Linked DNA regions of Mus musculus: region 1 is linked to region 2. A link is a loop called in an ENCODE intact Hi-C map of the cell type or tissue named here. Cell type or tissue: heart. All regions are shown on one strand. Links, peaks and the distances in the headings refer to the core of each region. The heading gives the core; the rest is flanking DNA.

Region 1 (4,407 bases), core at 140-4,139, 260 kb after region 2:
AAGTCTTAAGAGTGGAGTACTTACTTTAAAATTAAAGGTAACATCAAGAGAGGAGAGGGGAAGAAAGCAACAGAGAAATGAAGTGAGGAGCAGAGAAATGGTGGTATGAGAAGGAGGAATGGTAGAAAGAAAGGGAGTTAAGAGCTGGAAATAAATCATGAAAACAAGAAAGAGGAAAAAGAACCCTAAAAGTGATCATGCCTATAGTTAAAGATAGTGTTCTATCAGTGTTAATAGAATTGAAAGTTGTGCAGAAACAGCAGCTAAAACAGGTTTCTGTCTCTTTGTTTCCTTTACTATAGCATCATTATTAGCTGTGTTATTTTTTTATTAAGTTTATGTTTATTTTATATGTGAATACTGTATGTACATGGAAAACCCACCAATATTTCTTTCTTTCTTTTTTTATTAGATGTTTTTTCATTTACATTTCAAATGCTATCCCCTTTCCTAGTTTCCTTCCCGAAAATTTGCTATACCTTCCCCCTCCCCCTGCTCTCCAACCCACCCACTCCTGTTTCCTGGCCCTGGCAGTCCCCTATACCGGGGAACAAAATCTTCTCAAGACCAAGGGCCTCTCCTCTCATTGATGACCAATGAGGCCATCCTCTGCTACATATGCAGCTAGAGACATGAGCTCTGGGGGTATTAGCTAGTTCATATTGTTGTTCCTCCTATAGGGATACAGACCCCTTCAGTTCCTTGGGTACTTTCTCTAGCTCCTCCATTGAGGGGCCCTATGTTCCATCCAATAGATGACTGTGTTAGCTATGTTATTTTGATACTAATGCCAAGTGTAAATATTGGAATTAAATTGCTCCTTAGCTTCATGATGAAAAATGTCCACACTTCTAATATATTCTGTGTATCCTGTGTATTGCTTGATGACTAACACATTCTTCAGTTGTCCATACATTTTCTGTACTAATAACTATTGGTTATGTTATTAATAATTATTAGGTTCGGGCTGAAGGTGTGGCTCAGTTGGTAAAGTGTTTGTTATTACAATCATGGAGACATGGGTTCAGTTTCCAAGCATCTATGCAAAAAATGGGTGTCGTGGCATGTACGCACAACCATGCCAATAGGTGCAACAGAGACAGGTGGATCACTGAAACTAATTGGTCAATGTACGTAACCTAATCAATGAGCAGCAAATTTAGATCGATTCTTCCACAAAAGGTAGAGAATGACTCAAAGTCAACCTATGTTCTCCACACATAAACATTTCCACCTACAATGAACAAGTACCTATTGTGCACACATACAAATAATCCATACATATAAAACTTCACAGTATAACATGAGAAAATAGGAACTGTATAAAAATGTGGGAAGTAAGTTAAAAACATGGAAAGAAAAAGATCCTCTGAACAGGATATTATTGGAGAACATGTTCCATATTCATTTCATTTATGTGATGAAGAAGCCTGGAGATTGTATTCCTAAGAGTGATGCTTCAGTTCATTTGAAAGTGTTTCCATGTACGTAATGGAAAAACCTGGTTGTTCTGATGGAGAAATGGTAGCAGCGCTGCCCCAGCAGACCTCACTGTTTGCTTGTGTCTCTGTCCTGTTTTCAGTCTGAGACCGGGACCCCACTCTTTACTCCACTTCAATGGAGAGTGGACTAAGAATGCTTCTTACTGTCTGTCTACCAAGACAAGTGTGTTTCCCTGAATTACCAAGCTGATTATCTCCCTTTAACTTTTCTAAATAACATCCAGTTTTTAGGGGGGAACAAACCAGTATTTTCACTGCGGGATCAGAAGGAATCTAGGTCCTGAAACAGCTGCGTCTTAAGCAAGAGTTGTAAAATTTATAAAAATAAAACCATGTCTGCCAGACAGCTTGCCGTTGAAGACTGCTTCTCATCAGAGGCCTTGGCATGTGTAGTCATGTTTCCACGTTCCAAGGAATCTAATGATAATTCCACATGTTCTTTTTCTCTGGGGGCTCTGAACATTTGCATCAGGTTGCAGTCTCTGTATGAGTTCAAGTTTGCTTTAAGAAATCACTCCCTCGGGAGGCAGAGGCAGGCTGATTTCTGAGTTCGAGGCCAGCCAGGACTACAAAGTGAGTTCCAGGACAGCCAGGGCTACACAGAAAAACCTTGTCTCAAAAAAACAAAATCAAAACCAAAACCAAAACCAAAAGAAAAAAAATCACTCCCCACCTTAAAGTTCATTTGTATTGCTTGCTCCATAGTAGTTATAACAAAGTCAGAGGCTGTAGGGAACATGATACCTCTAAAGGTCTGTAAGTGAAACTAAAGATAGAAGAATTTCAGACACAAAGCAAAGGAATGAATGGGGAGCATTAGGCCTGAATTAAGTGTGAGTCTAACTTGGAACATAACCTTTGATTTTTGTGAGAACATTTCTATATTGGAAAATACATGGAGGTAGTTAACCAATGCTATTCTAGTTGTAATAAAGACAATTATTTTTATTATATGCAAAATAAAAATACCCATATAAACATCTAAACTTTATTTAAATTTGCTTTATATGTGTAAGGATAAATGGTTTGGCTGAACAATATGCCCATAATGATAAGTCACAAAAAATATGAAATACAAGTCAGTGCTCTCTAGGGCATCAGTCAGTTTGTACTGAAGAGCCAGTGAATACATCTGAATGATTTTTATAAATAATGCAGTAGGTTAAGTAGTAATCTATTTTTAATACATGTTATTTTGTTAATTATAATGGCAAAACAATAAAAAAGCAGCCAAATTTATATTATTTATAATTTAGGAAATCTAAATTTGGGTAAAATTAATGATAGTAATTAGAGGTTCCTAAAACAGTCTATCATAGTTTCTAAGATAAACTTCTACATAGTATAAATGACCATTCCCTTTATTTCTGGAAGCGGCTTGTTACTTTTTCAGTGTTAAGTAGCTTCCACAAGTCCAAGGTTTGAACACTTGTTTCCCAGCTGTTGATGCTATTTCTGGATAATATGGAGCCACAAGAGGGTGGGGTCTCAACCCTGGATTTACGTCACTAGGAACTGGGCTTTGAAGGTTATAACTTTAGTCCTGCCTTTGGGAGTTGTCTCAGCTTCCTGTTCTGTTACTATGTTCTACTGGCCAGTTTTCTGTCAATTTGTCAAAAAGTAGAGTCATCAGAGAGGAAAGAGCTTCAACTGCCTCCATAAGACCTGGCTGTGAGGGATTGTCTTAATTATGATTGATAGAGGAGGGCCCAGCCCATTGTGGTTGGGACCATTTCTAGACTGGTGGTCCTGGGTTCTATATGAAGGCAGGTTGAGTAGGCCATGGAAAACAAGCCTAAGCACCCTTCAAAATAAGCAACACCCTTCCATGGCCTCTGCATCAATTCCTGCTTCCAGGTTCTTGTCCTGTGTGAGTTCCTGTTCACGCTGCTTTGTTGTTGTTGTTGTTGTTGTTGTTGTTGTTGTTGTTGTTGTTGTTGACAAACTGTTACATGAAACTGTGAATAAAATAAGCCCTTTCCTTCCCAGTTTTCCTCTCTAAAGATCCTGGCATTTGGAAGACTAGAACTGATAAATGAAGCAGACTAAAATCTTACGCAGTAACCAGCTTTAGTCAGAACAACAGACAGTTGATTCATTAAACATTATGAAGAGTCACACGAGTAAACAATCACAAATAAAATATACCACCACATGTCAGACAAGCTGCAGGTAGCAAAAACATATTTTTCTATGCAGGCATATAAAAAGAGTAATAATGTAATAACAGTAATGTAATGAATAACTTAAAATAGAGTTACTCCTGTCCTCAACTTACTTTCTTGGAGTTTTCTCACAAGTGCTTAGAACTCTCTTCCCAGTGTTCCATTCTTGGATCCTGTTACAGCACTCCACAAGTTGCTTTGCTCATCAGATCCATGACAGCGACAGTAAGCCTAAGAAAGACGCCAGTGAACAACCCTGCATCATATACTCACACAACCATGAATTCCTCAATGTCTTCTGCCATGGAGTGGAAATGATCAGTCAAAACAAACTCCCGGCCCTTTAAATTGTTTTATTAGGTCTTTCAGTCATGATGGTGTAAAAATGACTAAAAGTACTTTGATTATACATAATGTAATCAATGCTATTTTTTTCTGCTAGTCTTTGCAAAATGAAGTAAGCAGTGAGGGTCTGAAAGATTTTGCCCATTTTATTTCCAAAATAACTTCTCATAAGCCAAAGCTACAACAAACATATGGAGCAAAACTACGGTGGTAACAGAGTCCTTTTATCTAAGATTGACTTTTCTGGGGAATCTATAATGTGCTAGACTAAATTATACTATCTATGTACCATTTTATTTTATTTTTCTCTATTTCATGGCAAGAAGGATTGTTGCCAATGTACATATTATTAGACAGCCTTTGACTATCAAATACACAGAATGTTGAAATTTTTT
Region 2 (4,407 bases), core at 310-4,309:
CCTCGAATTGATGTCAGATAAGGCCTTCCTCTGCTACATATGTATGTGGAGCCATGGCTAACTCCATGTATACTCTTTGGTTGATGGTTTAGTCTCTGGAAGCTCTGGGTGGTCCTGTTAGCTGATATTGTTCTTCCAAGGGGGTTGCAATCCCCTTCAGCTCCTCCAGTCCTTCCTCTAGCTCTTCCATTGTGGTTCCTGAGGTCAGCTCCAATAGTTGGCTTTGAGTATCTGACTCTATATTGGTCAGATGAAGGGAGAACCTCTCAGGGACCAGTCATACCAGGTTCCTGTGAGCAAGTGCTTCTTGGTGTCAGTAATAATGTAGGCATTTGGTGTCTGCAAATGGGATTGGATCCCTAGGTGGCACAGTGTCTGGTGACCTTTCCTTCAGTTTCTGTTTCTTTTTTCTTTTTTTTTTTTTCCCTGTCTTTTCTTTTGACAAGATCATTTCTGGGTTAAAGACTTTGAGATGCATGGCTGGCCCCATTCCTCAACTGGAGGCCATGCATATCTGCTGGAAGTGATCTCTACAGGTTGTCTCTCCCCTTTGTTGGGGATTTTGGCTAAAGTTATTGCTGCTGTGTCCTAGGAATCTTTCGCTTCCCTGAAGTGTGGGACTTTCTATTGGCTACCCCCAGTTCCACATCCCTCAGTGCTACTTGTTTCTTTTCCATTTCCTGACCCTCTGTACTTCTTTCCTGACTCTACCAATACCTGATCTTACTCCACTTTTTCCCCTCCTTTACCTCTCTCCCTTCCAAGTTCTTCCCTCCCTCTACTTCCTGTGATTGTTTTGTTCTACATTCTATGTAGGATTTAAGCATCTACATTTTTGTCTTCCTTCTTCTTAAACTCCATATGGTTGTGGGTTGCATCGTGGGTATTCTGGGCTTTTGGGCTAATATCCATTTATCTGTGAGTTTATACCATGTGTATTCTTTTGTGTCTGGGTTACTTCACTTGGGATGATATTTTCTAGTTCCATCCATTTTCCTGCAAATTTCATGAAGTCATGGCTTTTAATAGCTGAGTAGTACTCAGTAGTGCCCAAGAAAGGTATAGCTGGGTCTTCAGGTAGAGCTTGTTTTCTGGTCTGAGAACTGATTCTTTCAGCAAAATTATACATGTTGTTCATCACAACCTATAGAAAGCATTTATTAACCAGCTATATATCCTTAGTGATCTTAGTAGTCACCTATGCGAATTTGATAACTCACTAAAGACATAGAGACCCACCTCAGCCTTAAGCTATACACATATGTGGCTTGAGACTAGGCGTGTACTGATCAGGGTGAAGGATTGGCCCAGAAAATTATGTTTATTTTTAGTGAGAAATATTACTCTAAGCTTTTTTGCCTGGATCTAAAAGGCATTTGTTTTTCTGGTATGATTTATTTCATTAATTGTTTTAGGGAACCAAGTAAGAAGATGAAAGATAATATATAGATGATAGACAGAGAGACAGATGAGATCAAACTAACAATTCTAATTTCAAAAATAATGACTGGGAGAATTTTTAACCTCTTCTGAATGGTATTTATGTGTTATCTAAAGGTCTTTACTTTCATAGCAGGAATTCAGTATTCAGGGACACAAATGTTTTCTTGGATAATCCCTGTGCTATATAAATCTGAAGCAGGGAAATAGTAATATTATCACTGAGAGATTCTGGGAACTTTGAAATGTTTTTTTAAAAATCTGTAATTTAGAATGGGGCACACATTTGTGGAGGAAGAAGAAGAGAATGGAAGGGAAGGGGAGGGGAGGGGAGGGGAGGAGAGGAGAGGGGAGGAGAGGGGAGGAGAGGGGAGGGGAGTCCCAATCTTACTATTACTCTATTGAGCTACAGGGCTCTGGTTTCCCTGTAAGGGCTTCAGGGGAGAATCTGCTTCTGTCTACCTTTAACTCCATCTTCAATCCAATCAGTAGATGCCTTTCTCATCTCTTTATGCTTCCAAGTCTCTTGAGATTGCACTATGCCCATTAGACATCCCAGAAACTCCCATTTCAACACATGATTAGTCACACCTGCAAGATCTTTCTTTGCCATGGAAGGTCCAGTTCTCACAGATGTGAGTGACTTGATTTTGGGACACTATGTCCCACCATGGGACACTGAGATTAAAAATACTTGTCACTTCCAACCTCTGAGTCCTTATCTGACCTCTTACAAGTTTTCTTATCTTAACCAAATATGGACACAAGTGTGTCATCTTGAAAGAGCTTTAAATGTTAGAATGTCATCTTATCTCCCTGATGTAACAAGTTTTGTCTGAAGTAATATGTGCTATGTTCTCATGTTATATCAAAAGAATAACTTAAAGGAAATAAAAGTAAACTACCAGACAGTATTGTGTATATTTACAAATTTTTGGCCTTGTTGTAGGTAAGGTCATTAGATGGCACATTTCAACAGAGCAAGGAGGATAGTAAAAATTCAAAAGCCACTAATAATGAACAAAAAAGTCATTGTTTTATCTGCATGTGGGTTGTAGACAAATGGCAATGGAAAAGCAATGCCTCCAACGTCTGCTCTGAATTAAAGCCCTCTGAAGAAGGATGTGGCAGCCACTCAAGCTTGCACATTCCTTAATTTCGTTTATTAAGGCCTGCCCAGAGTCAGAATAGCTAGAAGGCAAGACAGAGGCTTTCAGAAACCACAAAGTGTAACAGCTGGTCCCAATTACCATAAAACAGTGTGACCACATTCACAAACTTTTGGTTCCATGAAAGAGAGAGAAAAATAAGTTCCTCATAAAAATTTGAGAAATGCTATGGTCTGTGTGAACGCTTCTCTCTCAGCCTTCTAGATATGCACCACTGTATATATAATGCAGTTGCAATGAGATAGGCTGGCTAAGCTGGCAGAACAGAAATCGGTTCAGCTTGAAACATATAATATGAGAGCTTCACAAAAATCCACTGCTTGAAACAAAACATTTTTTCAAGAATTGTTGAAATTTAAGAGACATATTTAACAAGGAAATCAAGCAATCTTGTGTTAAGCACACAGTTATGCAGGTAACTTTTGTCTCAGCCAAGTAAGACTAATGAGGTTTGACATGTGTGACTACTGTGACCTTTACCAAAACCAGAACTTGTCTGTTAAATACATCACAGTGAATGAGAGATAACAAACTTACACACTGGACTGACCTTTGTAATAGCAATCTGAAGTTGAAAATGATACTTTTTTCATTTTCTTTACTTGAAGTTCAAAGGTTTTAATACTTCAGTTGTCTCTGTTAATTTGAATTCTTAACATTTTGGACCAATGTATTTAAGGCTCATTTGTATTCTCTATAGCCAACACTAAAGTACAGCTATCACTGTAAGGAGGCATTTACAAACATTGGAACTCACTCAAATCCTAACAGGTAGGCCCTTCTAATACCCCATTCGTTTTTAAGTCAAAATACATCAGCCTGTTCAATTTAGCAACATCCCTTAAGTCTTTTAGTGACAAAACAAGGACCTAATCATCTTCGACCCAGGAGATGCTCTGATCATTTAATAAATTCAGCAATATGACTCTTACTGAAGGGAAAGCATGAACAGTGTTAATAAGAGTTGAACTGATGTGAATAACAACCACATAGGCTTGTGTAGGTTAGAGGTTCCACATTTGGAGTATTAATGTTTTTAACAAATACATGTTTTTCTAAACAAAACCATTTAAATGACTAGTCTGAGACATAAAATGCAGCTAATTATATAACAAAAATGTGGTAGGTAGCTACTATTTAAAATATCCCTGTTAATAACTATTCATTAGTATTCAGAGCCTGTCAAAGGAGGACTGCATTAACCAGATATTCTTTCTAGACACATTTTGTTTACTATTAATTTGTAGACCAGGGAGTGAAAATAAATTACTGGAAGGCAAATGCCTTCCCACTTGTATGCTTTGGGCTGTTGCTATGTGTGCACTTTCCATCAGCATAATAGAACGTATTAATAGGCTTGCTTTTTTGCTAAGCTAGATGGATGAATATTTATCAGAGTCCCATTAGCTAAACCTTACTAGAAGATTTCATAAATTTTCACATGAAAAATGTCAGGCAATCGAGATGACTCAGTAGGTAAAGAAAGGTGTTCACTCCCAACTAAATGCCTCTGTTTGAGCCCAGGAAACCACATCGTGAAAGCAGAGAACTGGCTCTTACAGGGATCCTGACTTCCGCAACTAGACCTTGGCATAAATGCTCCCCATCTCAAAATATGGAAATAAATATAACAATCATTAAAGAAAAGTGTGTGTGAAATGGTACTTACGTGTTCTCGGAATTGTTTCACAGTTTCAACCATTGCGTTCTCCCTGACACTGGTACTCTGACAGGACACATCTCATCAAATCCTTCATTCATCATGGTGCTGATTCATTTGAAAGAGTCAAACACGATG

Evidence for each region. A loop is a pair of places that touch in the nucleus more often than their neighbours do. Peaks named below come from ENCODE experiments on the same cell type or tissue, not always from the same donor. Only the 100,000 strongest peaks of a DNase experiment are listed, where the experiment ranks them.
Region 1: it touches region 2 in a loop (2.3-fold over the local background); 1 of 42 quality-filtered maps calls a loop at or near these places.

Annotation. Positions count from the first base shown.
Region 1 is chr3:49,665,250-49,669,656 of GRCm38, reverse strand. No RefSeq gene overlaps it. Among named protein-coding and RNA genes, the nearest start is that of Gm23096, 8.7 kb to the right of the region's middle. In heart, for the core only: no CTCF peak of the experiment used is centred there; a DNase peak (open chromatin) is centred at 1,906.
Region 2 is chr3:49,927,341-49,931,747 of GRCm38, reverse strand. No RefSeq gene overlaps it. Among named protein-coding and RNA genes, the nearest start is that of Gm40042, 97 kb to the left of the region's middle. In heart, for the core only: no CTCF peak of the experiment used is centred there; DNase peaks (open chromatin) are centred at 2,067 and 2,577.